2 separate regions of the Homo sapiens genome follow, and region 2 is linked to region 1. The links are chromatin loops, found by intact Hi-C in ENCODE. Cell type or tissue: natural killer cell. All regions are shown on one strand. Links, peaks and the distances in the headings refer to the core of each region. The heading gives the core; the rest is flanking DNA. Region 1 overlaps BACH2 (BACH transcriptional regulator 2). Region 2 overlaps BACH2 (BACH transcriptional regulator 2).

What was found. Peaks named below come from ENCODE experiments on the same cell type or tissue, not always from the same donor. Only the 100,000 strongest peaks of a DNase experiment are listed, where the experiment ranks them.
Region 2: it touches region 1 in a loop (2.3-fold over the local background); 7 of 110 quality-filtered maps call a loop at or near these places.

What each region holds. Positions count from the first base shown.
Region 1 is chr6:90,169,772-90,185,698 of GRCh38, reverse strand. The region is part of intron 4 of BACH2 (BACH transcriptional regulator 2); the gene reads left to right. It overlaps LOC105377890 (a long non-coding RNA gene), which reads right to left and starts at 1,437. Exons shown (of 2, transcript XR_001744258.2): 1 at 1,311-1,437; 2 at 186-1,184. RefSeq lists enhancers at 219-1,418, 11,821-11,965 and a cis regulatory region at 11,893. In natural killer cell, for the core only: CTCF peaks have their summits at 6,086 and 6,288 (motif pointing right); DNase peaks (open chromatin) are centred at 6,288 and 9,608; H3K27ac peaks cover 2,748 bases.
Region 2 is chr6:90,102,671-90,118,597 of GRCh38, reverse strand. All of the region lies in intron 4 of BACH2 (BACH transcriptional regulator 2), which reads left to right. Among named protein-coding and RNA genes, the nearest start is that of BACH2, 190 kb to the left of the region's middle. In natural killer cell, for the core only: no CTCF peak of the experiment used is centred there; DNase peaks (open chromatin) are centred at 7,407, 9,287 and 10,447.

The DNA of each region.
Region 1 (15,927 bases), core at 3,002-11,001:
CTTCCCCAACCCTCATAACCCATCATCAGATGTCGTTTCATCCACAGGTAATTTTCTTCTTAATTTAAGTAACCTTATTTCTTAACTATGAAAATAATATATGTTAATTTTAGAAAAATTGGAAAGTAAAGTAGAAAGAAAAAACAAAAATCATGTATAATCCCACAACCACAAAAAGATCGTGTTATATTTTAGTGACATTTTTAATGTATCATCTTAAATGTATCTATATATTTTACATAATTGGGTTCTATAAATGCAGTTTTGCCCTGTGCTTTTTTCACCTAATGTATCTTTGCATGTTTTACATATTAAGAATTTTTTTAAAACACCATTTTAGTGATTTTATAATATTAGGATAATTGGAAAATTGAGAATCCAGCTTTCGGTCCCCTGAAACAGACATTTAATGTGTAAAAAGTCAAAGGATCATTCCAACTGTTCACCAGCCCATCCAGACCTGTTTCCGAGACAGAGCTATTGTTCACCTAAAGTGGAAGCTCACCCGGCTCTGCATATTTCCTCAGGCTGGTTGGCTGTTCCGTGTCTGTCTCCCCCCATTGACTTATCAGGCTCTATGCATACATGCACATTTGTTTATAGCAGTCTTCCTGATACGCAGCCACGCATGGGTTTTGGAAAATTGCCCAGCTACATACCATTCATACCGGCTGACATTCAGCTTCTGGTAGCTAAACAGGTACTCTTAACTCCTTCAGTCTCTAAAGAACTCACTCTACAGTGCCACAGGCCATGGAGCTAACATACTATCCTCTGAGAGTTTCTATTCATGGACACAAATGAAAAGAGAAGTAATGGCGCAAGTATTGTGAGAGGTTACTTGTAAAAATCACCAGCCCTCTGTTTGCCACCCCCTTAGCCATACCATAGGCAACTGCTTGAGTTTGTCCTCCTTCAACCTTAAGGTGATGTTTCCTGAAGCACTTGGAAAGCAGGTAGAGTCTGCAGGGACTTCCCAGGAGTGACAGAGACCATCCCTGGCCTCCTAGAGGATGGGTGTGCCCCTGGGCTAGGGCTTACCCCTTGTATTAGGAAGAGTTGCCTCATCATCCCTGAAGCCATTTCTTTCATGAAACTTCATATGGTCCTCCACTTCCCCCGGGAGCCTGCTTGTCTTCTTACCACTTCTGTTTCTTGTGGAGCATCAGAGTAGAAAGTCCAGTCTGGGTGAGTGGCAGGAAAGCAGCAGTGAAGGGGTGGAGGGAGGAAGGTTAGCCAGAGAGGTGAGTGAGATTGCAACAACTGTTGATGAGGTTCAGAATCTTTCTTTTACCTCTGCCAGCTCTTACCTTTTTTTCTCCAAAAGTGATTTTTACTCTCTTTCATCAGTCTTCCTTGTATGCAGGAATCTGAAGAGGAAATATTCACAATAATAGCATGAGGAAGGAGGACCCTAGATAAAGAGGAGATGTTAAAATGGCGTTTATTCTAGCTACAAATATCTCCACTGAGCATGTTTCAGTAGTTAATCAGAGCTTTCTTGCCTGGCACTTTTTTAAATGATATCATTATCTGGCTTGCTATTTCAGCAGTTCCAGGAATACCTTGCCTGTGGGTCAGGGTACTTGGTTTCACATAAACAACTCATAAGAACCCTTTATAATTTCAGAACGACAGACAAGAGAAGAAATAGCTATAGAGGTTATATGGACAAAAAATAAATTGGCAACATTCCTCACCTGTCTAACATAGACACTGAGAAAAGACGTCCTTTGCTACCTCTCATGGTTAAATGTTGTTTATTGTTTCCTTTCAGACCACACTGAATTTAGTTCCTTGGTAGACTAAGGCACCTTTGAAATTCCAGTGGGAGATCATGAAGTACATGCCTAATTGCTTCATGGCTGATATGAAGTCCTGGAATGAAATCCAGCCATCACTCATTAACTAACTCAGCTTAGTAAACCTTGACAGCTAACAGAACCCAGTCAAACATCCTTGATTACCAGCAGCTCACAGAGCCTGGGGAGTAGATCAGGAAGAATGGTAGAGTAGAATGAGTTATTCCAGTAACATCAGCTTCATCTGTTTGAACTTCTCTTCCTGAAATCTGAGGGTGACAGAAATAGATTTGCCAAATGCTTTTCCTGCTTTCACTGGTGGCAGTAGGAACAAATAAATGACCATTGTCTTAATTGGGATACTATTCACGGTTATTGACAAGCATAATCAGTTTTTGTTAAAACTTTTTGCCTGGCTTAAATCTATGCTAGATCATAAGGGAATAAATGTTATTAGGCATGTTAGAATTTCACAGATCACACTTCTCACAGCAGGAACCTACAGCCAGTCAACAGTTTTACTGACTGTATGTTATATATGGACATTTGGTCAAGGCATAAACTCGGTTACTATCTACTGCAAAATCAGTGTAAACATAATGATAAATCTGGTTGATTGATTTGCTTTCTGCTTCATACAACAAACCAGGTAATGTCTCTGAAAGCAAATACATTCTAAGTTGTATATAAATATCAGTCATTATTATTTCAGTAGATAATCTCACACTGAGGAGGTAAAGGTTGGTCTGAATTAGTAAAGAGGCCTTCCGTGCACACACACAATACACATCTGTCACATTCCAGCTATGATTTCACACTGAATGCCAGCATTTGAGAGGGAGTGAGAGGATTTTCCCTTTGTTTTATAAAAATGAAAACATTATGTGGTGTGTTCTCAAAATATTAGTGCAGTTTTAAGTTCAAAATATCAAAGGTATAATTGCTATACCCAGGTAACAAACCTGCACATGCGCCCCCTGAATCTAAAATAAAAATTGAAATTATTAAAAGAATTATTATTCCCATAAACTTACAAAAGAACTTTTCATAGCTTGTCCTGCTGTTGCTGAGTTGGGGAAAGGCGAGAGTGAAGATCCGCTGTGTGAGGTGTAGCCTCTTTCCTGGTAGTGATTTGGTTCATATTATTTAAAAGCAAGGGATTCTTGGCCTTGTGCATGGAAGATTGCATGTTCATTTGCCTCAGTATTGGACCTATGACTTATTTACCTTGTGAATTAATACGTTCTCAATCTCACAGTTTCATGGAACCAATATTTAATTGAAGGCTATAATGTGCCAAGCACCATGCTGGCCACTGGAACAAGGTGAGAGTGAGACCATACTCATGAGGTCTCCAGTGGAAGATCAGTCCCTAAGCCCATAATCAAAGCCTCAGTGAGCACTGCTAAGAGAAGCCTGTCCTGATTCTTGAGGGCATGCAAAGGGTGAAGCAGTTCTGCCTGGATGAGGTAGGAAATCCTTGACGGAGAACGTGATATTTGAGCTGCAACTTCAAGAATATGGAAGGGTTTTCCCAGCAGAGGAAAAAGATGAAGGACATTCCAGATAGAAGGAACAGTATGTGATGGGCCTGAAGGAAAAAAGCACACCACGTGTTCAGGGATTGACAATATGTTTCCATTTTTAATTTACTTGAGAGAGAGAGAGAGAAAAGTGTCTTTGATTCTGAGAAGAACAAATCAATAAGAGTTACTTAGCAGTGGTGATTAAAATTATGTATCTGTGCAACAGAGGGTTGCTATCAGCATCAACCAAAAGCCTCATGTCTGCAGCATCTACCATGCTATCATGCTCCACCCCAGAAGTGAGAGGTTCAAAGGACGATTGGTTGTTTTGAAAGCAGCTCCTGAGATTGACGAATAATGGTCAGGAACTCCATGCTGGAGAGGCCAATTGCAGGGCTAGTGAGTCCTGCCTGTGAATCCATAACCATCCTAAATCACAGTGTAATCCTTCAGGGCTCAGACTGCAGAGTCAGAGAGACCTAGGTACAAGTTCTGGTTCTTCTGCCATTAGCTTAGTATGGGACTTGGGGCAAGTTTCTTTCCTTTCTTAAAAAACAAAATAATAATAATAAGCCTGAGCAACAAAGTGAGACTGTGTCTACAATCAATGAATCCATCAATCAGTAGCCAGGCATGGTGGTGCCGTAGCTGGTCCCAGCTACTCAAGAGGCTGAGGTTAGAGGATTGCTTGAGCCCAGGTGATCGAGGCTGCAGTGAGCTGTGATTGTGCCAGTGCAATTGTAGTTCACTGCACTGTAGTTCAGGTAACAGAGTAAAACTCTGTCTCTAAAATAATAAAATTTAAACATGTAATATTATATAGCTGTACAATACAAATGATTTTATATAGGTACATAAATGTGATAATAGCATATACACTTTTTGGTTCCCCATTTTTAAAAAAAAAACAACAACTTTTCCTCTTTTGTCTGGATCACTCTCCTCCTCTTTTCCCTTCTCCCATTTTAACTGCACATATAGCCTTCCATTTTTCCCCTGTTTATGTAAATGTACAATTACACACACACACACACACACACACCACACAGTGGGAGTGAGGGGACTGTTATTTTGTTTTTAAAAAACAAAAACATGTTATAGAGTGTTCTCAAAGTGTTAATGCATTAAAACCACAACAACATACCACCTTACCCCAGCCAGAATGGCTATAATGAAAAAGTAAAAAAACAATAGATATTGATGTACATATAGTGAAAAGGGAACACTTACACACTACTGGTGGGAATGTAAATTGGTACACCCTCTGTGGAAAACAATATGGAGATTTCTCAAAGAACTAAAAGTAGATCTACTATTCAACCCAGCAATCCCACTACTGGGTATCTACCCAAAGAAGAAGTCACTATATAAAAAGGACACCTGCAGGTGTATGTTTATTGCAGCACAATTCACAATTGCAAAGATACGGGTTCAACCTAAGTGCCCATCAGATGATGAGTGGATAAAACATGTGAGGAATGTGTGTGTGTGTGTGTGTGTGTGTGTGTGTAATACACATAATTCCATTTCATTCTGTTTTATGGCTGAGTAGTATTCCATGGTGTGTAAATAGAATGCATTCCATTCCATTGGACTGGTGTGTATTCCACACCACACATTCCATTCACACAGTATGGAATACTACTCAGCCATGAAAAAGAATGAAATAATGTCTTTGCAGCAACTTGGATGGAACTGGAGGCCATTATTCTAAGTGCAGTAATTCAGGAATTGAAAGCTAAATACCATGTTCTCACTTATAAGCAGGTGCTAAGCTATGGGTACACAAAGGCATACAGAGTGGTGTAATGGACATTGGAGACTCAAGAGGAGGAGGTTGAGAGGTGGTTGAGGCATGAAAAGCTACCTGTTGGGTACAGTGTACACTACTTGGGTGACAGGTACACTAAAATCCCAGGATTTACCACTATACAGTTTATTCATGTAACCAAAAACACTAGTATGCCTAAAGCTATTGAAATAACATTTTTAAGTATTAGTGCAATTTTAAGTTCATAATTTTAGAGGTATAATTGCTATAAACTTAGAAACATTTAAACATTTAGCTATTTATATTTCTTTTATACTTATTTAACTTTGGAATTTTGAATAATAAATTTTACTCTTAGTTTTTTTGTGCATAATAGTTTTTATATTGATTTTAATAAGTAACATCAATATTTTAAAAAGTTAAATTTTTATTTTTCATATATTGTTTCTTGAAAGTGTATAGCATTTATACTTCTGAAATTATTAAAGTTTAAAATGCACTAAGACTTTTAGAATTCCCTGTTAAACATTCTTTTTTTATGTTTTGCTCTTCTCAGAAAACTGTGTTGAAATCTCTTCATTCAATTGATAAAGCTCTAGAACATTCTTTTTAATGGGTGCATAATATTCCAGTGGGGTAACTATTAGAATTTTTTATTCTACAATTGCCCTACTCATGGATATTTACTTTGGTCTCAGTTTTTTTGGCCATTGTCCACACTGAAATCATAAACATCTTTGTATTTGTTCTTAGATACAGTGCTATTAGTTCTATGGCATTGGTTCCCAGGAGTGGGATTGCAGGATTAAAGAGTAAATGTAATTTTAAATTTAATAGATGATACTATAAATGGCTTTAATTAATCATAATACCTTAGATTTTAGATTCATTGAAAATAACATTCACATGCATTATTTCTTTGATGCCCACAATAACCTTTGAGGTAGATAGAGTGGATATTATTCCCATTTTTCTGATGAGAAGATGGAGGCACAAGATGCTTCATAGTTTCTTATAGTTACTCAGTTAGAAAGACCTTCACTCCAGTCCAGAACTAAGCCTTATCCTCAATAAGCTCCATACAGTCTTTCTTTACCTACATTTTTTGTTTTGGTAGATCAGTTAGAAGAAAACCTTCCAAATCCATCAAGTTAAGAAAAAGAAAGGTACCTTTGGTTATGCCACCAGGAGGGGGCAGTAGTTGAAACACATTTATTTTTCTAAATATTAGCACCCCAGCCCCTTTTAGGGGTTGTATCTTTGTTTCTTTGATATTTGTAATGTCTTAATTTTAGTTTTAGGTTACTTGTTTCGTCATTAAAATCTTCATTATGACAGATGGATACATTTCATTAGTGATCAATTTCTTCCCATTTTTTTTTTAATTTATAGAAATACACACTAGAGTGTCTCCCAAGGGTTGTAATGCACATTGTTTCCTTGGTTCCCTTAAAGAACTCCTTCACATATTCGGAGTCTGACTGACTGTTCAAATGCCACTTTTGCAAACTTACTGGCAATGTGATTCGGGGCAGTTCATGTAGTGCTCAGTTTCCTCATCTGTAAAAAGGGGAGAACATACCTTCCTCCTAAGTATATTTTAACGAGTCATAAAAAATGTAAACCATTTAGCACAGCATGTATCCCAGAGCACAGGCTCAGTACCTACATGTGCATATGTGGTCCCCTGCGGAACCAGGCTAACACTGCTGATAGTAACATGTTGAGTCCAGCCATGTCTCCCAGGAACACACTGGGTGGTATGTATTTTTTAAATACTTTGCATCTGTGCCATTCTCAAAATGCCATCAAGCTCCTCTGCATTTTGTGCCCAAAGCAAGTATTGATGCAGCACAGCTCCTTAAATAAAAGTGAAATTATAGGAAGTCTCATGGCATTTCTGGGTACTTTTTTTTTGAGTGACAAGTGTTTAAACCACAGTGAATACTTTGGTTCCTGCAAGGGTTTGATTGAGAGGAACAGCAAAAAGAAATTTAGTTTCTCTTCCTCCAAGTGAACATTGTTTTCTTAGCTGTCTTTTTTGGGAGTTGGGAAGGAGTGGTTACTGAAAACTAATAGTGTGTGTAAATAGGAGCGAGGAGTACAGTTAGCGTTTACGCACTATTACTAGTAGACACGCCCCAGAAATGGGCTCAGGAGACATCTGGGAACAAACAGATTTTTTCCCTTCAAATATGTTAAGAATCTTTTTGTTTCTAGTGGGAACAGCTGTAGGATTCAGCTGTTTGTTTGTAATCTGATGTCTGAGTGAGGGATGATGTTTAAGATGTAGTATACTAATATACAGAATGTCATCTTAGGTAATAGTGAGGTGGTGAGGGAAGTGGAATGAAGCTGGGAAATTCAGTGTTAGAGCTGACATTTCATTCTCTCCGAGGTTTGTGAAAAGGCCACAGCAAACTTTGCATTTCCCCAGGAAGGAGGGCGGAGGTTCGGTTGGTATCACACCCTGCACATTATTTAAACACTAGCTTGTTGATTTTCTCTTCTGTGAAGAGCAGTTATAGAAAGCGTGTTTCTGGCTGACTTCATCCTGGTTCCCTGCTATTTTGGTCTACAGCACTTGGGAACAGGGAAAGTCCGGGTACCTGCTCTGTGCTGAGAACAAAAGTGGACATTTTCTTGACCAAAAGTGGCTTCTGGCATCCTTTTTCAGAAGCAGTTTTTCAGTGAAGGAAGAGATGTTTCAAGGCCAATATCTAGAAAGAGTACCTAGGTTTATGATTCACAGTACCTTCTTATCAGCTTTAGAGGTCCTTAAGAGTGAGGATATGACATGGGATCTGTTAAGGATGGCATTTCCCCCATGAGGAAAGTGAAGCCCAGAGAAAGCCTGCGACAGCCCAGAGTTGAGGTTAATCAGTGGCAGAACCAGAAACCCCATGTCCTAATGCCTCCTCTAGCATTCTGCATAAGCTTCACAGCCTTCAACCCAGGGTGTAAGTTGGGGGAGATTTCATACGATCCGATCCACATTTCGTGCATTACGTTTCACCAGAGGCCCAAGGAGCTAACGTAGGCAATGGTGTCAGAGACCCAAGTCCTAATCAGAATTCTACCACTTACTAACTGGAAGGTCCTGGGGATGTTAACCTCCTAAATCTCAGTTTCCTCGTTTGTAAAAGAGGTAATTATAAATAGTTCATTGAGTTGTTGTGGGAACTCACGTCATAACATTTGAAAAGCTTAGTATGGGATCTGCTGTACGGTAGGTGCTCAATAGATGATAGTTTTTTTATGGGTCAGGTGCTGTGCTACCCACTGGAAATACAAAGAAAAAATAAGATACCATCCCTGCCCTCAAGTAGTCTGCAGTGTAGTTGGGAAGACAGACATACATGTGAATAAAATAGTGTGCATTGAATGTAATGAGAGCAGCAAGGTGGTCCATAAAGCGAGCAGACTGCAGTTGTTTGAGGAGGCTTCAGAATGAAGTGTTGCACAGATTTTTGAAGATGAATAATAGTGTTAAGGCAGGCAAAGATTCTTCCTTTCAGAAGGAGAAAAGAGTACATAATGTGCTAATACCTGGACCCATGAAATAATATTTTAATATTAACATATTAAATTAACATATTAACATGGAGTTGGAATCAGTTTACAGTGCTGTGGTCTAAAGTCTCCAGCCAGAGAAGCCAGAAGGACGGCAGAAAGGAGGACAATCTAAGTGGCTTGGAGGCTACTCTGGGTGGATATGGGTCAATCCTGAAAGGTTTTTAAGCTGGGAAGTAATATGGTGATATTTGTGTTCTATAAAGATTACTCTGTGGCTACGTGAAGCATGAACTGGAGGAGGCAGGAGCAGGAGGGCTGGTAAGACATAATGAGGGCATTGCATCTGGTTTGGGCAATTGGACTCTGTCACCAAAACTGATTTGGAAGTGATGATGTTGAGCAGTTCTGACGCTTGTAGAAAAAGTGGAAGGAGGTAAGGGTAGGTGGGGATACACACACATTTTTTGGATGGGCCCCTCTTTTCTGCCCCTACATCCCTCTCCTCCGGTGTGTCGTTTCCCTGATCTACTTCAACCTGCAGATCTATCTAGCAGGCACCTCACTTGGGGATTTGTTCCCATACCAGCAAGAAGCTTATAAATTCCTCTGTTAGGCACCTTAAGCTGGTTGAGGTTGTCCAGGTGCCGTGAGGTGCCTCAGAGCTGCCCCTTCCCAGTGTGCACTTTCCACAGCTATCTCCTGTTTTTCGACCACTGAACTCTCAAACTCTCAGTATTTGCATATTCTTGTTTCCTGTAAATTTGCTCCCTCCTTCACTAATCTCTGCTCGCCCTGAGCTCCAGAATTGTCATTCCTGGAGACCTTGGTTAACATCTGAAACTCCTGCTTTGCTATGTGTTTTAAGAATGTACATGTTGGATATGTGATAAAATCAGTACAGCCACTGAAGGGGAAATGAGAACAGGGCTTGGAAGGAAGAAATTTGTTACATTCACAGGTCCCATAGAGGCGTGTCACCACATGCTACGCAGGGCCACAAGGGAAAACACCCGTGTTAGTCAGGAGGCAGAAGGCAGGAGCCAGGGGAGAGCTTGGGCCAGCCACAGCCTTTATTGGAGTTTCCAAGGGAAAGGCAAGGCAGGGCAGGGTTAACAGTTTAGAATTGCTAGTTGAAGTAGTTTGGTTAGGCTCCAAGCTTTCTGGGTGGTCCCTGCTTGCTTGGTACCTGGCTGTGGTATAGTAAAGGCAGAGAAATATTGCCTCTGAGGGCCAGATAGAGGAGGGGTGTCTCTAGATTGGTGAATTTTCTTGTCAAAGGCATGCTACCAGCCGGGCTCTTTGTTATCTCTGAGAATCGGCTAGCCTTGAAAGAGACAGTCTCTCTCTAGCCAGAAAGGTAGTTTTAAGATGTCAAAACATCTAATATGCAGAAAATACAAAATATGTAAAATACATAATGATACCTTCTATTCTTAGTCAACCTGTTTGCCTGTTTATTGATCTGAGATCTGATTTCCCAACCCCCAGCCACTCACCCCCCACCGCCCCAACACTGAGAATTTTGAAAAATTCTCTTTCAAAAGAAGGGATTAGGTTTTTTCCACCAAAAAGTTGTTTTTAATATGAGAAGTCAAGCCTTTTTGACATTTCTTATTAGTTAATATTCTTTCCTTACCAGTTAATTGTTCATTTGTTGTTTTTCTTCTGTCTTATACAGGCAGTTGTGAAAACAAAATGGTTGTATAATTTACCTTTAAAACCTACCAAGAGAGTTTCTTATGATTTCAGTGTAATAGGAAAACCATTGTATAAATGAGAACTCTCAACTTTCCTAGAATAAGGAATAAGAAAAAATAATAAATATTAATTTCAAAACTTAGATATAGAAAAAGAACTTCCTAAATGCCTGTGTTTTCCAACTTGAAGTAACATTGACTTTAAAATGCATTTCTAACAAAGTTCACTCAGGTTCATTTACTTCTTTAGATTATGAAGTATATCATACATGTGGAAGGGAATATATAACATGTAGATACACTTTAAAGGATTAAATAAAGAAAACATCCACATTTCTGCTACTCATCTGAAGAACATTATCATTGCTACTGAAACCCTTATGTACCTCTCTCCTATTGTTTTCTCCTCTCCCCAACTACTTTCCTGGATTTTGAGTTACTTACTGTCTTGTTTGTTTGCTTTTTTTTTTTTAGTTTTACTACATATGTACCACATATAATTTTACCATATATATATCCCAAAGCAATATACTATCTCATTTTAGCTTTTATGTAATAGAATCATACTGATTATTTTGTGACTTGCTCCCCACAAAACACAATGTTCTGAGTTTTATCCAGGTTGACCTGTGTAACTTTAGTTCATTCATTTTCATTGCTATAGAATATTTTATTGTGTTTATTTTACTGTAGTTTATTTAGCCATGCCACTGTCAAAGGGTCCTACATTTTATCATGTATATGGAAACCTTATTGGCTTCCTTATTAATAAAAGTAATTTGTAGATTCTTTATATCATTTACAAGTAATGATAGTTTTTTTTCCCTTTCCAACCCATAAAATGTTAATTCTTTTTTCTTGTCTTACTGAACTGGCAAGAATCTCCAATGTTAAATTAAAATAGTGATAGATAAAACTTTAACTTTTCATTTATATTATAAAGTATGGTATTTGTTATAGGGTTGCTTTGTGATATCCTTTATCCAGTTCAGGAAGTTTCTTTCTATTCTTTGTTTTAATCATGAATGATGAATGTTGTATTTTATTGAATGCTTTTTCTATATTCTTTGAGATAATCATATATTTTCTTCTTTCATCTAGTGAATAACACTGATTGATATTGAAGCAACCTTGAATTATGGAATAACCCAAATTTAGACACATTATTTTTCTTTGGAAATTATTAGATTTGAATTACTAATATTTTGTTCAGGATTTTTGCATTTATGTTCATAAATGAGACTGTCTTATGGTTAGTTTCTCCTTGAGGTTCTTTTATTTTTGGGTTTATATATTTTTGAAGATACATTATTAGGAACATATTATATCTTCCCAGGGAATTAAATATTTCTATTAATATGTGATGGCCCTTTTTATCTCTTTGCCTAAAATTAACTGTGTATGGGTTTAATTTAGCTACACCAGATTTCTGGGTTATTATTTGCCTACGCAGTTCTTCCCCCAGCCTCCTTTATTCAAAGACACAAAAGGCTTTAGATTTGTGCTTTGTAAATCACATAATTGGAATTTGTCTTTTTACTAGCTTTATTAAGGTATAATTTTCATATGATCAAACTCACATATTTTAAGTGTACAGTTTGATGAATTTTGGCAGGTGTGTATAGTCATGTAACCACTACCACAATAAAGCTATAGATATTTCCGTCACACCAGAAAGTTCCTCATGCTTTTTTGCTATCAGTTTCCTTCCCTCACGTCTGGCATTAGGAAACTACTGATCTATTTTTTATCACTATGTTATTTTGTCTTTTCCAGAAAGTCATACAAATGAAATCATACAGTAAGTAGACTTTTGTGTTTGGCTTCTTTCACTTAGTATAATGCCTTTGAGATTCATTTATGCTGTTACACATATCAGAGTTTCATTCCTTTATATTTTTTCAGTATAATTTCACTGTATGGATATACCACAGGTTTTTCGTTTGTTTGTTTTTTAGCTATTCACAAGTTGATGGATATTTGGGTCATTTCCAGTTTTTTCAACTATTGTGGATAAAGTTGCTATGAACATTCACATGCAAGTCTGTGTGGACATATGTTGTCTATTTTTTAATTCAATCAGTCATTGTCTTTTAAGTAAAATATTCAGTTGATGTATGTTGTTTAGCAGATTACACTAATTATTGATTGCACTAATGCATTTATATTCATTTTGACCATATTATTTTTTGCTATTTGTCCTGCTTTTCCTGAGCCTTATTTTTTCTTTATTGCCTTCATTTGGATTTTGCTTTTGTTTTTTTTTTTAAATATAGTTCCATGGTTTTTCTTCTACTAATTTAACAGTTGTACACACCATTCTCTTTTTTCCACGCTTACCCTAGAGATGTTGGCATCCTATGTAACTTAATAAAGTGTTACACTAAACAGTATTCATTCTTTTCTCAAACAGTTCAGTAACCTTAGAGTTCTTTAATTTGGATCATTCTTTTTCAGCCTAACATGCCATGGTTATTTGGTTTATAGTTTTATATTATTTTTTATATTACACATTATTACAATTTGTATACAGTAGCAGCTGTTTTTTATACTCTATTTAAACATAGTCATGTATTTACTATTTTCTTTTCTCACCATTTCTTCTTCTCAGATCATCGCTGTTTTCTGAAGCATGTCCTTTAGAAGTACCTTTAATGAATGTTTTTGGAAGTAAACTTTCTTATTTTTTGTTTGATTGAAAATACCTTCTATTCATGCTTTATTTATGAAAGGTAGTTTTGCTAGGTATACACTTACATATTCAGTATTATTTTCTTTCAGTGTTTTAAAGACATTTTCCCCAGATTTCCCCCAGAGCTTTTTTTATGATGGTCTTCTACAGTTTTACCAGGCTTTGTCTGGGTGGGCATTTCTTTTATTTAACATCCTTGGGATGCATTTGGCTTTCTGAATTTGATGATTACTAGTTCTGAAAAATCTCAGAAAAAAAAATTATTTTGAATGCTGCCTTTCCCACATTGTCTGTTTTTTCCTTCACATTCTGCCCTTTACATCTCTAAATATTTCTTTTATATTTTCCTTCTGTATGTTATGTATAATGTCTTTTTTTTTTTTTTTTTTGAGATGGAGTCTTGCTCTGTCACCCGGGCTGTAGTGCAATGGCATGATCTCGGCTCACTGCAACCTTTGCTTCCCAGGTTCAAGCAATTCTCCTGCCCCAGCCTTCCGAGTAGCTGGGATTACAGGCGCATGCCACCACGCCCAGCTAATTTTTGTATTTTTAGTAGAGGTGGGGTTTGCCCATTTTGGTCAGGCTGGTCTCGAACTACTGACCTCGTGATCCACCTGCCTTGGCCTCCCAAAGTGCTGGAATTACAGGCGTGAGCCACTGTGCCCGGCCATATAATTTCTTAAACGTAAGATTATATTTTTCATTTTTGTATAAGTTTATGTACAATTTCTTTATATCTGTTTACCAAATCACTCATTCCTACTTCAGCTGCATCTATTTTGGTATTGGACTTACTCATGTGAGTCTCTAAATATAATTATTATATTTTCATTTCTAGAAGTTATTTTTGGCTGTTTCTTAAATCTGCCTAGTCATTTTTGAAATCTTCCTTGTTCATATTTTAAGATCCTGTTTACTTTTTTAAAAATGTTAAACACATCTATTTTATATCTGTGTTCAATACATTCAATAGCTAAAGCCTTTGATGATTTCATTCTGCAGTTTTGTTTTTTCTCATTCATGTTCATGACAGCTTGATTCTTTGTTTTGTGATTTTTGATTGTGAACTTAATTACTTGGAATTCTTATGAAAATCTCTTGAAACTTAGATTTAATATTCATTATTCTAGAGAGGCTTTGTATTTGCTTCTGCTATGTGTTTGTAGTCATTTCCAACTCAGGACTTTTTACCCTATTTGGATTTGGAAAGGGCACATGGATATGTAATTTCTGGGCTTTGTTTTTGTTTTTTTGTGGGGTTTTGTTTTTTTTTTTCTTCTTGAGACAAGAGTCTCACTTTGTCACCCAGGCTGGAGTGCAGTGGTGAGATTTCAGCTCGCTGCAACCTCCACCTCCTGGGTTCAAGCGATTCTCCTAGCTTGGCCTCCCAACTAGCTGAGACTACGGGTGCACACTACCACACCTGGCTAATTTTTTTGTATTTTTAGTAGAGACGGGGTTTCATCATGTTGGCCAGGCTGGTCTCAAACTTCTGACCTCAAGTGATCCTCCTGTCTCGGCCTCCCAAAGTGCTGGGATTACAGGCGTGAGCCACTGCACCCAGCCTGGGCTTTGTATTTTTTGAGGAAATTTTCTTCTTTTTTCTCCTCTCCCATCACCAAGACTTATTCTGTCTTCTATTTCTGGGAAGATTTTTTTTTTTTTTAATTTACCCACTGAGGATTTCATCTTTCAAGGGTATTGGCTTTGACCTTCCTGTGTGGACATTAGGCTGTCCCTTTGTCTCTTAATATCCCCATCAGGGATTGACTTATGCAGGACTTACCTACTTACTTCTCTAGGTTCTAATTTCCTTGTCATTTTCAACTTTTAACAATTGCTGTTACTTTCTTGCTGCTTAGCCATATCTTTAAAAATATTTTTAGTACTCAGCATTTTTAGGCATTCCACATGAATTTGCCATGCTTGACAATCAGAAGTCCTCTTTATTTGAAAGTTGAAACATTTCCTGGAAGAGGAGCAATAGTAAATTAGTTAGATCCTTGCCATTCATGGATTTCACTACAGTCAAAAAGGTAACTTTACATCACAATAGAATCATATTTTACCTACAAAAAGTAGTATTTGGTTTGTATAAATATTAATGTTCAAGATTTTGTCTTTTTTTCTTTGGTCTTCTAAAATGGAGTTACAAAAAGGTCTTTAAGAATCAGTCACTCATTTACTGACTTTTCAACAAATACTTGTTGAGCCCCTACATTTTAGGTGCTGGAGACAAGATGTATCAGTGATTAAAGCAGACAAAAATTCTTGCTCCTACTGAGCTTACATTCTGGTTGGAGGAGATGGACAGTTAACAAGATAAATAGGTAAAGTGTATAGTATGTTGAAAAGGTGATAAGTGCTGAGGGAACCCTGGGGCAGGTAAAGGAGAATTGGGAGCTGTTCTCATTATTCTTTTTAAAATAATTTTATCCCAATAGTAAGCAATATTATTTATTTTTTAAAGAAGATATTTTAAAAGTAAGACCTATATTAACTGAAGTTTATGCAGAAAGTTCCTTTAAATATTCTACTACAGCATTATTCCTAAACTTGTAAAGGTTAAGTTGCAATTGATGTATACATTTGTAGAAGTTTCTAAATTAGAAAAAAAAAGTGTTTTATAATTCCTTGGACACTTGTTTAGTAAGAAAGTAAATGAATAGAAATATTGATCACAATAGAACTTCAACTATACGATGCCAAAACTTGTAAAAAATCCTCAGGTTTTAAAAATAGCATGAAACTGGAAAATGTTTTTTTCTGCCCACCAATTCCCACAAAGGCAAAAACAAACAAAATATCCAGCAACAACTGACTATCAAAGGGGGCTAAATATCTGTTAGACTTAACTCACTAGGCTGGTTCTGAAAGTCCCAATTGGTGAAGGTATAAAAGCCCATTCATTTCTTTAGTGCAA
Region 2 (15,927 bases), core at 3,144-11,143, 67 kb after region 1:
AGTCAATTCTAGCTCATGAGTACTGATCATTGATATGCCTGTATTAACAAGAGGTACATATAGATAGAACAAAATTATTTATCAAAACTCTTACCAGCTGAGAGGCTGGATCTTTGAAAGGAATAAACTCTCCCAGTGAGACTAGCAATGTACTTAGATGCAATAAAGTGGGCTTCCAGAGAGCTGTTTTAATCACTGGAGAGCAACTTTTTTTCCTAACTTGCAAGCCATCTGCTTAAAAAGGATATTTACTTGTGGAGTATCAAGATCCTTTCATCCTGTTTGTATTATCCACAGAGCAGAAAAAGCTAGTCAGTAGCAAAGAGAAGTCAGCTGTGTGAAGCCATTGTCCCTGTTCCCTTAGTATGAATAATAGATGGTTCCCCTTCAGATTTCTTGGTTAGTATGACATTCCTGAAGGATGTCCATAGGAGACGGCTTTGCTTTAAAGCTTATTATCTTAAATTTTAATTGCTTTTGGAACTTCAACTTTAAGGACCCTTACATTCTCTATTAGACTTAAGTGTCTTTAACATAGCCACATAAATGAAACTATAATGAGTCATAAATGAAAAATATTATAGTCAATAAACACTGCAGAATACTTTATAAGTTAGATGCTTGTTAATATGGGATGAAGTAGAAAATAGTGAAAGCAGAGAAGGTGAAAAAGACTTTAGAGGAAAAGGGCCTAAACTTAGGTAAGGTAAAGTTTATTCTCGCTTGGTACGAAAAACACAAAATAATGGAGAAATGTATATTGATCCAAAACATAAGTAAAAGCTAAACAAGAATGCTGAAAATCAAGCACAGGAACTAGGAAGAAGCAAAGACATTAAAGAAAAAGGAAAAGCTAACCACATATACACTCTCTAGAATTACCTGTTTTGTCTTTGATGGGATTCATGGATTAGTTCCTTTGTTCATAATTCCATAATTATTTTTGAGCACCTGTTGTGTCTTAGGTAGCAGTCTAGGTGCTAGGGCTCAGTGATGCACAGGGGAGCAGAGTTCTTGCCCTTAAGGAGCTTACAGTTGAGTGGAGGAGGCTATAAATGAGCATTCATCATAGGAATGACAAATGCTGTGATTGCAGAAGTATAGGATGCTATAGAATTACAAAAAAAAAAAAAAGTCAAGCTAACAGTAAAGAAGTAAATGAGACAGGAAGAGTCAGAAAGGTTCTGAGGAGAAGTGCTCTCTAATCTTACACCTAAAGGTTGCGTTAGCCAGAGAGAGGGAAGAGGGAAGAAGGAATGAGCCTGTCAATCCCAGATGAGAAAAGAATTGAAATTCAAGATGGCTGGAGCAGAGAGCAGGGTAGGAGGAGTGGTGAAAGATGAAGCTGTAGAGGGAGCAGCGTCCTACTCATAAACAGCCTTGGAAGCCATATTTGAGCTTCATCCCAAGATCAGTGGGATGAAGGGAAGTGACATGATCAGATTTCCATGTTGAAAGATTATTGAGAGTGCTGGGCGCATGCACCTTGAGAAGTTGGCCAGAGAGACGAGAAACACCCAACCCTTAGTGCTTTCTTCTGAACAATGGCTGAATTCATAGACAGTACTTCAAGTTAGTGTGGGAAATATTATTCATCTGTGCCAGAGAAAGAAGGAGCAACCCATGTCTATCATTTTCACAGAGGGAAGTTGAAGCTGCACATGTACTTGGACATAGGGAATGGTCAGAGAAAAGACAGAAAAAAGACATCCCTTGGTCCTGGAGGCATCTATCAAATATCAAAGCGTGCTCCAGAGGCATCCCAGCCTAGTGAGAACACCTCTACATAGAAGTGTATCCAGGGACCTATTCTGTCACTGTAGGCGCAAATTACTTAACCAAGAAGACTTATGTGGTAGCAGTTGATTGTAGACAAAGTGTGGACCTGGTCTTCCCCATATGGTATTGACCATCACTGCCATCACATCACCTTTTTTTAAGTAGCAAGAATAACACCACTGTATGATTCTCTTTTTTTAATTTTTATTTTAGGTTTGGGGGTAAATGTGAAGGTTTGTTATATAGATAAACATGTGTCACAGGGATTTGTTGTACATATTATTGCATCACCCAGTTATGCTACTTTCTCTCCCACCCTCCTTCCTCAAGTAGACCCCAGTGTTCATTGTTTCCTTCTTTGTGTTCATAAGTTCTTATCACGTAGCTCCCACTTATAAGTGAGAACATGCCATATTTGGTTTTCTGTTCCTGCATAAGTTTGCTAAGGGTGATAGCCTCCAGCTCCATCCATGTTCCTGCCAAAGACATGATCTTGTTCTTTTTTATGGCTGCATAATATTCCATGATGTATATGTACCACATTTTCTTTATCCAGTCTGTCATTGACGGGCATTTAGGTTGATTCCATGTCTTTGCTATTGTGAACAGTGCTGCAGTGAACATTTGCATGCGTGTGTCTTTATGGGAGAATGCTCTATAATCCTATTAATGGGATTGCTGGATCAAATGGTAATTCTGCTTTTTGCTCTTTGAGGAATTGCCATACAGCTTTCCACAATGGTTGAACTCATTTACAATACCACCAACAGTGTGTAAGGGTTCCCTTTTCTCTGCAACTTTGCCAGAATGTTATTGACTTTTTAATAACAACCATTCTGACTGGTGTGAGATGGTCTCTTGTGGTTTTGATTTGCATTTCTATAATCAGTGATATTGACCTTTTTTTCACATGCTTGTTGACTGCATGTATGTCTTTTGAGAAGTGTTTGTTCGTGTCCTTTGCCCCCTTTTGAACAGGGTTGTTTATTTTTCTCTTGTAAATTTGTTTAAGTTCCTTACAGATACTGGATATTAGACCTTGGTTGGATGGGTAGTTTGCAAATATTGTCTTCCATTCTGTAAGTTATCTGTTTACTCTATTGATAATTTATTTTGCTGTGCAGAAGCTCTTAAGTTTAATTAGATCCAATTTGTCAATATTTGCTTTTGTTGCAATTGCTCTTGGTGTCTTTTTCATGAAATCTTTGCCCGTTCCTATGTCCAGGATGGTATTGCCCAGGTTGTCTTCCAGGGTTTTTATAGTTTGGAGTTTTACATTTAAGTGTTTAATCCATCTTGAATTGATTTTTGTACGTGGTGTAAAAAAGGGGTCCAGCTTCAATCTTCTGCATATAGCTAGCCAGTTATCCCAGCACCATTTATTGAATAGAGTCTTTTTCCCGTTGCTTGTTTTTGTCAGCTTTGTCAAAGATCAGATGGTCATAGATGTGTGGCCTTATTTCTGAGCTCTCTATTCTGTTCCATTGGTTTATGTGTTTGTTTTTGTACCAGTACCATGCTGTTTTGGTCACTATAGCCTTATATTGTAGTTTGAAGTCAGGTAACGTGATTCCTCAGGCTTTGTTCTTTTTGTTTAGGATTGCATTGGCTATTTGGGCTCTTTTTTCGTTCCACATAAATTTTAAAATAATTTTTTCTAGTTCTGTGAAGAATATCATTGGTAGCTTGATAGGAATAGCACTGAATCTGTAAATTGCTTCGGGCAGTATAGCCATTTTAATGATATTGATTATTCCTATCCACGCGCATGGGATGTTTTTCCATTTGTTTGTGTCTTCTCTAATTTCTTTGAGTAGTGTTTTGTAATTCTTATTGTAGAGATCTTTCACCTCACTGATTAGCTGTATTCCTGGGTATTTTTGGTGTGTGTGTGTGTAGCAATTATGAATGGGATTGCCTTTCTGATTTGGCCCTCAGTTTGGTTATTGTTGGTGTATAGGAATGCTAGTGATTTTTGTACCTTGATTTTGTATCCTGCAACTTCGTTGAAGTTGTTTATGAGCTGAAGGAGCTTTTGGGCCGAGACTATAGGGTTTTCTAGGTGTAGAATCATGTTGTTTGCAAACAGAGATCGTTTGACTTCCTCTCTTCCTATTTGGATACGCTTTATTTCTTTCTCTTGCCTGATTGAGCTGGCTAGGAATTCCAGTGCTATGTTGAATAAAGTGGTGAGAGAGGGCACCCTTGTCTTGTGCCAGTTTTCAAGGGAAATGCTTCCAGCATTTGCCCATTCAGTAATATGTTGGCTGTGGGTTTATCATAGATGGCTCTTATTCTTTTGAGGTATGTTCCTTCACTACCTAGTTTATTCAGAGTTTTTAACATGAAGAGATGTTGAATTTTATCAAAAGCCTGTTCTGCATCTACTGAGATAATCATGTGGTTTTTGTCTTTAGTTTTGTTTATGGGATGAATCACATGTATTGATTTTTGTATGTTGAACCAACCCTGCATCCGAGGGATGAAGCCTACTTGGTTATGGTGGATTCATTTTTTGATGTGCTGCTGGATTTGGTTTGCAAGTATTTTGTTGAGGATTTTTGCATGGATATTCATCAAGGATATTGGCCTGACGTTTTCTTTTTTAGTGTATCTCTGCCAGGTTTTGGTATCAAGATGATGCTGGACTCATAGAGTGAGTTGGGGAGACATTTCCTCTCCTAATTTTTTGGAATAATTTCTGTAGGAATGGTACCAGCTCTACTTTGTACATCTGGTGGGATTCAGCTGTGAATCCATCAGGTCTTGCGCTTTTTCGGTTGCTAAGCTATTTATTGCTGATTCAATTTCAGAGCTCACTGTTGGTCTGTTCAGGGAATCAATTTCTTCCTGACTCAGTCTTAGGAGGGTGTATGTGTCCAGGAATTTATCCATCTTGTCTAGGTTTTCTAGTTTGTGTGTGTAGACGTGTTTGTAATCGTTTCTGATGGTTGTTTTATTTCTGTGTGGTCAGTAGTAACATTCTCTTCATCATTTCTAATTGCGTTTATTTGGATCTTCTTTCTTTTATTCTTAGTCTAGCTGATGGCCTATCCATTTGATTAATTTAAAAAAAAAATCCTGGATTCATTGATATTTTGAATTTTCATGTCTCAATATTCTTCAGTTCAGCTCTGATTTTTGTTATTTCTCATCTCCTGCTAGCTTTGGGGTTGTTCTTTCTAACTTTTTGATGTGAACATTTAGTGCTATGAATTTCCCTCTTAACACTGCCTTAGCTGTGTCCCAGAGATTCTGGTATATCTTTGTTCTCATTATTTTCAATAAACTTCTTGATTTCTGCCTTCATTTCATTATTTACCCAAAAGTCATTCAGGAACATGTTGTTTCATTTCCATGTGATTGTATGGTTTTGAGCAGTTTTCATTGTGTTGACTTCTATTTTTATTGTGCTGTGGTCTGAGAGTATGTGGTTATTTAACATTTGTTGAGGATTGTTTTATGTCCAATTATGTGGTCTATTTTAGAGTATGTGCCTTGTGGAGATGAGAAGAATGTATATTCTGTTGTTTCGGGGTGGAGATGTTTGTAAAGGTTTATCAGATCTGTTTGGTCCAGTGCTAAGTTTAGGTCCTGAATATCTTTGTTAATTTTTCACCTCAATGATCTGTCTAATACTGTCAGTGGAGTGTTGAAGTCTCCCACAACTATTGTGTGGGAATCTGTATCTCTTTGTAGGTCTCTAAGAACTTGCTTTATAAATCTGAGTGCTCCTGTGTTGAGTGCATTTATATTTAGGATATTAGGATGTTCTTGTTGAATTGAACATTTTACCATTATGTAATGCCCTTCCTTGTCTTTTTTGATCTTTGTTGGTTTGAAATCAGCTTTGTCTGAAATTAGGATTGTAACCCCTGCTTTTTTTCTGTTTTCCATTTGCTTGGTAGATTTTTCTCCATCCTTTTATTTTGAGCCTATGAGTGTCATTAAGTGTGAGATGGGTCTCTTGAAGACCACATACCATTGGGTCTTGCTTTTCTATCCAGCTTGCCACTCTGTGCCTTTTAAGTGGGGCATTTAGCTCGTTTACATTCAAGGTTAGTATTGTATGTATGAATTTGGTTATGTCATTGTGCTGTTAGCTGATTATTTTGTTGTCTTGTTTGTGTGGTTGCTTTGCAAGTAACACTGGTCTGTGTGTTTAAGTGTGTTTTTGTATTAGCTGATAGCAGTCTTTCCTTTCTATATTTTGTGCACCTTTCAAGATCTCTTGTAAGGCAGGTCTGGTGATAATGAAGTTCCTCAACCTTTGTTTATCTGAAAAGGATCTAATTTCTCCTTCACTTAGGAAGCTTAGTTTGGCTAGTTATGAAATTCTTGGTTGAAGACTTTTTTCTGTAAGAATGTTGAATATAGGCCGTGAATCTCTTCTGGCTTATAGGGTTTCAGCCTTAGAGGTTCACTGTTAGCCTGATGGGGATCCCTTTGTAGTTGACCTGCCCTTTCTCTCTAGTTGCCTTTAACATTCTTTCTTTCATTTCAACCTTGGAAAATCTGACAATTATGTGTCTTGGGGATGATCTTTTTGTGTACAATCTTGCAGGAGCCACTATATGATTCTCTCAAAAAAATAAATAAATAAATGACATACATTGCAGAAGATGGCCTGGAGAAGAAAAGGATTAACAACAGGGAGACCAGTTTGGGGAGAGACAAAGAGATCTTGGACTCTTATCTTGTTTGATCTGCAGAAAAATAGTCAAGAAGGTAACACTAATAGCCTGATAATGTTATCTATGACTTAAATTTGACATGGCAAAGTATGTACTAGTGACGGAGAATTACAAGTTGTAACACATCATTTCCCTTACCTTACATGTGTATATTTTGCAGTATGCAGAGAGCTTTCCTGCATGGTATCCTACCACCCATTGTCACTCACAGAAGCATCCATTCAGCAAATACTAATTAATCACCTGATGTGTTCCAAGTATTGTCTTAGATGGTAAGGATATGGCATAGCACAAGATTCAAGATTCCTACCCTTGTGGAAACTCACTTTCTGTTTTAGAAATACAGACAACAAACCAGCTGTCAAATTAGTGAACAATATCATTTCAGAGAACGATGAGAGCAATCAGGGTAATAAATGGAGCTATGTAATCCAGAGGAGGGCAGTGTATAGGAAGATGTGTATGGGCAGGTTGAGTAATGCCTAACACAGGAGATGAGACCTAAATGAGGAGAACCCTACCTGCTAAAACCTGGGGGAGGAGCCTTCCAGGCTGGAGCACACAGGATAGGTTTAAAGAGATCCACAGGTCAAGTGACTGGAGAAGGGGAAAGAAAAGGAGTACAGGCATGAATGAGAAAATAGGGGCAGCCAGGGCCTTGCAGGCTTGGGCCTGCACCTCAGATGCTATTCTATGAGCAATGGGACATCTGAAGTGGGAGTTTTAAGCAGGAGAGCGATGTGATCTGACATACATTTTTAAAAGATTATCTGGCTGCTCTGTGGAGAAGGGCTTCTACAGAGGCAAAAGTAAAAGCATAGAGACCATCAAGGAGGCTTTTTTGCAAGCCCGGGAGAGAGATGGTGGTGGCCTGGACAGAAGATGGCAAGCTAGTGCCACAGTTCTCAAAGTGTGGTCTGTGGGTTCCTGGGGGCCCGCAAGATCTTATCAGGGAATGCAAGGTTAAAACTATTTTCACAGTAATACCAAGATGCTGTCTGTCTTTTTCGCAGTATTGACGTGCACTGCTAGTGAAATGTAATGGTGGGGAAAACTGCTGGCACCTCAGCACGAAACAAGATAGTGGTACCAAACTGCTAGTTCTTCACCAGCACATGCTTACAATAGAACAGAATGCCAATTTCACTTCAGAATATCCTGTATGAAGCAGTAACAATTACTGTTTTTATTAAATCTCAACTCTTGAGTGATGTCTTTTTAATATTCTGTGTGACAAAATGGGAAGGACACATAAGCCCTTCTACCGTATACCAGAGTGTACTGGTTATCTCCAGGAAAAACCCGTGTGCAGTTGTTTGAGTCGCAAGCTGAACTGGCTGCTTTTTTCATGGAATGCCAATATGACTTAAAAGAACAACTAACAGACAAACTCTAGTTACTCCAATTTGGGTATTTGTTTGACAGATCTTTTATCAAAAATGAATGAAGTGCCCTGATACTTCAAGAAAAACAACTGACAGTATTTGTTGCCAATGACAAAATTTGAGCTTGAGACAAAAATTAGGATTTTGGAAAACACATAGCTGCTACTGTAGAGCTTGATAACTTCCCAATACATTAAGGACTTTTTCTGACGAGATTGATGGTGATATTAATGAATGTGGAGAATTTGGTATTGGATCATGAAATGTGAAACATTCAAAAGATCTCAAAGATCTCCGAACTTAGTGAACAAGTATTTCCAAATGACCAAATGGGTAATGTTATAAAATTATGCACAGGTGAAAAATCCATTCAAAGCGCAAGATAGACCAATAGATTTTAATATTAACAAAGTAAAAAAAGTTTATTGACAGATTTTCAGGTACCACATTTCAGACTCCACATTTAAAAGCTACCACTTGTTGATTTCTGGTGTAGAATCAGAGAATATCCACAGTTATCAAAAGATGATGAAAATACTTCACCCATTTCCAACTATGTATCTGTGTGAGCTAGATTTTCTTCATGTCCTTCCATCAAAACACCATAGAGCAACATATTGAAGGTAGTACCAGATATGAGAATCCAGCAGTCCTCTGTTAAGCCAGATACTAGAGAGATTTGCAAAAATGTAAAAGTGTTAATTCTCTCACTTATGTTTTGTAAAATGTATTAATTTTCATAAAATATGTGATTTGTGTTAATATACAATGTTTTATTGTATTTCAAATACAATGAATTCTATTTTTTTAAAGTTTTGTTTTAATTTCTAATATGGCACATATCAATAGCTATAACCCACATAATCAAGAACTCTTTGGAGATTTTATTAATTTTTAAGGTTGTAAAGGAGTCCTCAGACCAACATGTCTAAACACTGAGCTAATGAAAGTGGTTCATTTCAAGATGTATTATGGAGGCAGGGCAGATGGAAGTCTATATATTCTCTTTGATTCATCTTCAGATATTTGTCCCAAGCAGCTGTGATGAAAAAGACTGGAAAGAAGCAGGTTTGGAGGGAGGATGGAAACAATAATTGTTTTTTTGGCCATGTTATACTTGAGATGCATGTTGAATATACAAGTTCAGGTGCTGAGTAGGAAATTGGATATGGAAATTCAGGAAGAGGTCAGGGGCAACATATAATAAATTTGAGAGACTTCAGCATATAGGTGACAAAAACCACAGGCCTGGGAGTGAGTATAGTTAGAGGAAAGAGAAAGTCCGTGGATGGAGCTCCAAGATAACGCCAGCATTTAGATGGGGAGCAGAGGAGGAGGAGCAGAGGAGGACTCTGCAGAGGAGGGAGCCACAGGTGAAGCTGATGAGAAGCCAGGACAGTGTGGTGCCCCTGAAGCCACAAGAAGAAGTGGTTTCATGGAGGAAGTTGACGACTGAGTCAAGTGATGGTGAGAAGTCTTGTAAGATGAGAATAGAGAGTTGAGCATGGACTTGGCAAGACGGAGATCATCACTAACCTTCATAAAAGCAGTTTCTCTGGAGTGACAAAAAAAAATCTACAACAGGTTAAGGAAAGAAAGAGAAATGAGGAAATAATGGCAGCAAGTAAAGACAACTATTTTGAGGGTCTTCCTTCAGAACAGGGGCAGAGAAAGGGATTGGTTCTGGAGGAAGCGATGGCATCAAGAAGGGATTTAAGATATGCCAGTGGAAATGGTCCAGGAGAGAGAAATTGATGTCCCAGGGACAGTGAAGGTAAATTCAGAAACAGATTCTCTAAGTGAGAGAGAGGGGATGGGATCCAGAGCTCAAGAATAGTGATTGATTCCTGAGGAGGGGAAAGAGCAAACAGAAAGCCCAAGAATGGGGCAGGTCATCCCTCTGTCCTCAATAAAAAGGTTAACTGGGGAATAGCTAAAATTGAAGAAAGTTCCAGAGGATGTAAGACAAGAAGGGCGTAGATTCTGTATTTGGGTTGTTGGTTGGTTTTCACTATCTTAAGTCTAGAGCAATGATAGACATTCTCCACTGCCCCAACCATTTGGTTCTCTTCCTCTGGGCTGCAGTAAGCAAAGAGCCCACCTGATAACCAGCTTGTGAGGTAGCATCCTCTGTCTGATCTCAGGCTGATCTCAGGCTGTTTCCCAAGCTGGGAAGGAAGAAGGGAAGAATTAGACAGAAAGTGCTTTGTGATTTCTTTGGTAGTTCACTTTCAGTAGGAAGCCATGGAAGTGTAATGCAGCGTCCACTAATCTCTAACTAGATTCTTCTTGACCTCTCCTTATTATGTCAATTGGAAGAGGAGATGGCTCTGGAGTTAAAATGTCTCTTTTCGCCTTTTGAGACAATAGGGATTGACAGCTTGAGCAGGTAAGCTTAGTCAGGGCTGTATTCCATCCCAAGCACATGCTGTCCACCTTCCCAGGAGGGTATATTAAATATTATTATTACTAATGATAATTAATACCAATCATTCCCTTGAGATCTCAGGTTAGTGATACATAACTAAGTCTGTGTCATTTCAAGACATCTCCCAGGTGAGGGGGTGGTTTAAGAAACAAAAGGAAGTGAACTGTGTCTGGTTTCATTATGAGACTGGGACTTGTATCAGTCCTCACGCCCCATGGGCAAGACTCAGCGGAGAGCAAAAATCCTGAAATCTGTTTCATCATTTAACATCCTCTTGTCTTATATAGTTCTCAGTAGGAGAAATAAATAGATATGGTAAATATTTATTCAGAGTTTCCTCTTGGAATTTACCAAGCAGGATTTGACACAGCATACACACTGAGCCAATTCCTAAAGGGTATTGTTTACTGAGTTAGTTTTCACCCTGACTGCCCACTGCTTTGTAAGCCTTGTACAGTTCCATGATAAAAAGAAATTCCCTTGAGCACAGTTCTCTTTCATGTGCTCCTTTGCCACCGAGTGAATAGACAGAAGAAAGAAGAAGAAAACAAGGGACGAGACCCAAGTGAGTTGACATTTAGTAATAGGAATAAGTGCCAAGACCTGCAGTTGTATCCCACACCCCCACTAAAAAAAAAAAAAAAAAAATCACAAATAGAGAATGTGGGAAATAAAACACAATAGCAATATGTGAAGACTCCTTGGGGGTTTCATTTCTGTAAGCTCAATCCTAGCCAGAGATGTGATGTAGCTGCCCAAAGCATTAATGAAATCATGGTCTGCATTGTAGGACTAAGAAGGTGAAAGATAGTTCTATGTACTCTTCAGTAATAAAATTGTGCTTTATTTGAGATCACATTTGATAGATATATTGGCAAATGTATTGTTGGCTATAACATGGGGTGTTTTTTTTGTTTTGTTTTGTTTTTTTGTTTTTTTTTGAGACAGAGTCTTGCTCTGTCTCCAGGCTGGAATGTAGTGGCACGATCTCAGCTCACTGCAACCTCCGCTTCCTGGATTCAAGCAATTCTCCTGCCTCAGTCCCCCAAGTAGCTGGGACTACAGGCGCACGCCACCACACCCAGCTAATTTTTGTATTTTTAGTAGAGACGGGGTTTCATGATGTTGGCCAGGATGGTCTTGATCTCTTGACCTCGTGATCCACCCGCCTCGGCCTCCCAAAGTGCTGGGATTATGGGAGTGAGCCACCACACCCGGCCTATAATGTGATTTTAAATTGAAATGATGATTTTTAAATTTAGAACTTAAATATTTTTAAAGGACAGTGGCCCAAGACAGTGATAGAGAACCTGAAACCATGTCAAATAACATTTGAAGGAACTAGAAACAACTATCCAGCGAGAAGACTTGAGGAAAGAGAGGAGGCGGAGCCACCACTTACTCCCTACCATGTATGTAGGTGTTATCCTTCCTCTGGTTGCCCTGTAGGGCAAACCAGTGTTTTTAGGCTACAAGGAGGCAGATTGGCCTGAGAGAGAACTGTGTAATGATGTATGCAGTGATGTGGTACATAATAATTTTCCAAAATTGACTTGGCAGTACCTTTCTTCTCATTAGAGGTATTTAATCAGCGCCACCCACTTGGTGGTCAAGACTTTGATGACACATTGAACTAGCTGATCCCCAAAATGCCTGTCACCTCATAATAGCACAGTCATTCATTGCTTAACGATAGGATGCATTCTGAGAAGTACGTCATTAGGCAGTCTCATCATTGTGCAAACATCATAGAGTGTACCTAATGCAAACCTAGATGGTATAGCCTACTGCACAGCTAGGCTGTATGGTATAGTCTACTGCTCCTAGGCCACAAACCTGTACAGCATATTACTCTACAAAATACTATAAGCAGTTGTAATACAGTGGGAGGTATTTGTGTATCTAAACATAGAAAAGGTACAGTAAAAATATGATGTTAGAATCTATGGGACCACCATTATATATGCAGTCTATTATCAACTGAAATGTCATTATTCAGCACATTACTTTATTTACTTCATGGAAAGTGTAAGTTTGCTTTTCATTAACCATCTACTTGATTAAAATAATGAGCTATGAAGGCCAAATAAAAAGAGGTGGCCACTTTTCCAGAGCTACTTTTGGTACCTGAGGATAATTTTATGGAATAAATATCTTTGAATTGTTCTAGCTTTTTTGAAACTTCAGCTTTAAAATATGAAAAGGCCCTTTCTTAGCAGTCCTTGTCTCAAAGAGAAAAAGAAAAATGTATTGAATGCAGACTGAGGTCAGCAAACCCCTCTGCCCTGTTTCCTTCTTCCCTCTTCTGAAGCTCAGTTGCTTTAGAAAGGAGCTTTGGAGAGAACAGGAAACAAAGTTGATGCAAGAGGCTCACTAACTCTAAGAAAACTGTTGGTGCAATCTGTAGTTGTAATGTGGGATAAGTCTTAAATAATTACTTTGAAGCTTAGAACCCCAAATTTTAAAATTTAAGGTCTAAAAATTCAGTCTTTTAAAGCAGATTTTGGTGACTAAAACCAGGAAAATGGCCCCATCCTTCACTTTTCTTCTTGTTCATTTGGTTAGCAGTAGAATTGCCACCCCCATAAACAGATAAAAGTACTGAAAAACAGGAAGCAACATCAAATAGTTTTAAATTACTTTGGGAAACTCCTGAAAGTGGGTGTAATATGTGTGGGCCTTTAAAAAAGAATCATATTTATGCATTTGATATACAGCTACTTAATTATGTCTTACAGTTCAGCCTAATGTTCATTGGTATTTTTATTTTCCTGCCTATGTTTTGGTCCTTACTTGCCGTGTATAACTACTGCTGGTTTGTCTCCCACTGGTACACCAAGTTGTTCAACTAGCTGCTGATAAACACATTACAAAGTATGTATGGAATAAAGAAACCACAAGAGATGAAAGTGTTAGGTAATTATTTTTTGTAAAAATTATGGTTTGCTTAGTTGGCCTGTAGCAAGACCCTGATGTATTTGGCTGCAGCCAAACAGAGAAATATTTGGCTAAGCTGTCTTCAGCACAGTGTTCCCAAAACAAGTGAAGGAAACCTTTGTTGTGTGAGCACCTTGATATTCTGGAAATGCCTTGCAGCCACCTCCACTTTATCATCCAGAGGGTCAGTGAATGCAACATGGGGCTTGTGTAATGCATAACTGCACATCTGCAATCTGAAGCCTTCCCAGCCCTGATCCACATGGCTCTGGACAGGTCTGGCTGTAATATTTGTAGGGCTCCAGACAAAGGCACAATTGAAGCTCATATGCTGTATGCTTAAATATTAAAATTTATGAATCAGGCTAACAAACTGGTTGTATAAAATACATTCTGTCCTTCTGCCTTGATGTAATGACCTTTCGGAAGGCCAGATTTAAATTTAGAATTATCGGTCTCCTTAGAGTTCCAAATGGGAACATGGTAGTATGGGGGAAACCAGCATACACCTACCTGCTTCCTTCTTTCCTGCTCCTTCTCCTCCCACTCCCCCAGTCCCCCATCCTACAGGGGTCTTGAAACATGCACATGGACACCCCAGCCCACATGTCCAAGATACATGCATATCTCTGTAAATAGCTGCCCTTGGCCATTCTCTCACCCTTCAGGTGGTGTAGCCCACCAAAGGGAGGAAGGACCGAGGGAAAGGGCATACACTGACCCTGGGAGCTCACTTGGAACCATTTGGGTGGGAAATTCTGGAAGAGTTTAAGGGAGAGATCATAAGGCAAGATGGGGAACAATGCCTCCCTGGCCTAACTGAAGGAGAACAGAGTCCTTCCTTGCCTGGGTCTAGGGGCTGTGCTGTCTGTGGGCATTTAAATAAAATCTGCAGCATCTCCCATTTTTTCATGACAGCAGTTCTTTCTCTTCACACAGAAACCGCTCCTGCCTCAACTCCAAGGGCCAGAGCGAGTTGGCACACCCTCCAAGAGGAGCACCTCGCTTCTGGGCACAGCAGGAGCAGCCTCACTGTTGAGGTTTCAGTAAAGTATTTTGCCTGAAGTCCTCTTGTTGGTTCAGCCTCTCCTTCAAGCTTTGTTCCTGTTCCCTCTGAACACCCCACCTCTCCACACACACCTAGATCTCTAACTTGAGACCTGGACAAAGAAACTGCTCTTTTGGGGGATACATCACTCAGCCCTAATATTTGCCTTCTCCAGAATCAGTGATCTCAATAAAATTGTGAAGGATTGTAACATCTTTTTGGAAATAATATCAGGGGACCCTTGATACCTGCGGATTTTATTTGGTGCTGATTAAGGGTCAGTATGTCCCTGTGATGCATTTGGCCCCCTCTTTGCCACTTTGTCGGTCACTGACCAGGCCACTTCACTTCTCTACACTTCATTGTCTGCATCTACAAAAAGTGAACAATAATTCATGCCTGTTTCTATTTCAAATGGATGTTTTCAGGACAAATTTGTAAATACATATATGAAGAACAATCAAAATATCCAGTCAGTCCTTTTTCCAGTAGAACTTCATTTAACTCTCCAAGAGCTTTTGTATATTACCAAGAAATAGGATTCAGACTTCCCTAAGTTGACAGAAAAGCATGAAATCTGTTTCTAACAGATGTTCCCCATGATCCCCCAAACGTAAACATGTTTTCAAGATGATAGTGAGACAACCTGTTTACACAAGGAAGTACTTTAAAAAGCAAACAAAAAAGCATCACCCAGAGCAGTCATCGTGATCAAAGTGCCGTCAATTATTAGGGCGTAAAGGGAACTGATGACTCAACTTAGCACCACCGCGGTCTCCAGATTTCAGTTTCGTAACAGAGTTTCTTTTCAGGAATATTCTTCATTTACACACAAATCCGATTTTCTTTCTAAATTGTTTCTCGATTTTTGTCAAACCGAAATACCAGGATCTCTTCAAAAGATGACTCCGATAACCAGATAATGCTGAGATGAGCATCACACGGACACACTTCGCCATGGAGAGCAGGGTTGCTACTCCCTGGGATCTTGGTGCCTGGGAGGAGGGACAAGGTCTTCCACACAGCAGCTCCTGGCTCTCTCTGCTCCCACACCTCCCCAATTAGTCAGATGCAGCATAGAAACTCTCAGACTGCATGGTGGTAGAAAATAACTTTCTAAATCAATCAAAGTGTGATATTTTGATCCTTTCACATGCCTGGGTATTCTGGGCAAATGCATGCTCAAATCAGTGACTCATGGATCAAGATGCAAAGTAGGTCTCTGAATGCTGGCTAGAAATCAGTTTTTGAACCTGAAGCAAAATATAGTCTGGTAAAAAAAAAAAAAAAAAAAAAATATATATATATATATATATATATGTATTGTGTCAAATTTAGCAGTTTTTGTGCAAGGTAACTACCACTGCCCCTCAAAGTATTGTATATTAGGAGTCAGCCCTGAGTTGGAAAGAAGAAGTAGGTTAGCAGAGGTGTCTACATAAAAGCCCATAAGAAGTCCTAACTGAATGGAAGGTCCTTTTATTTTTATTATTATTATTATTATTATTATTATTATTATTATTATTATTATTATTTGAAATGGAGTTTCGCTCTTGTTGCCCAGGCCAGAGTGCAATGGCGCAATCTCGGCTCACTGTAACCTCTGCCTCCTCGGTTCAAGTGATTCTCCTGCCTCGTCCTCCCGAGTAGCTGGGA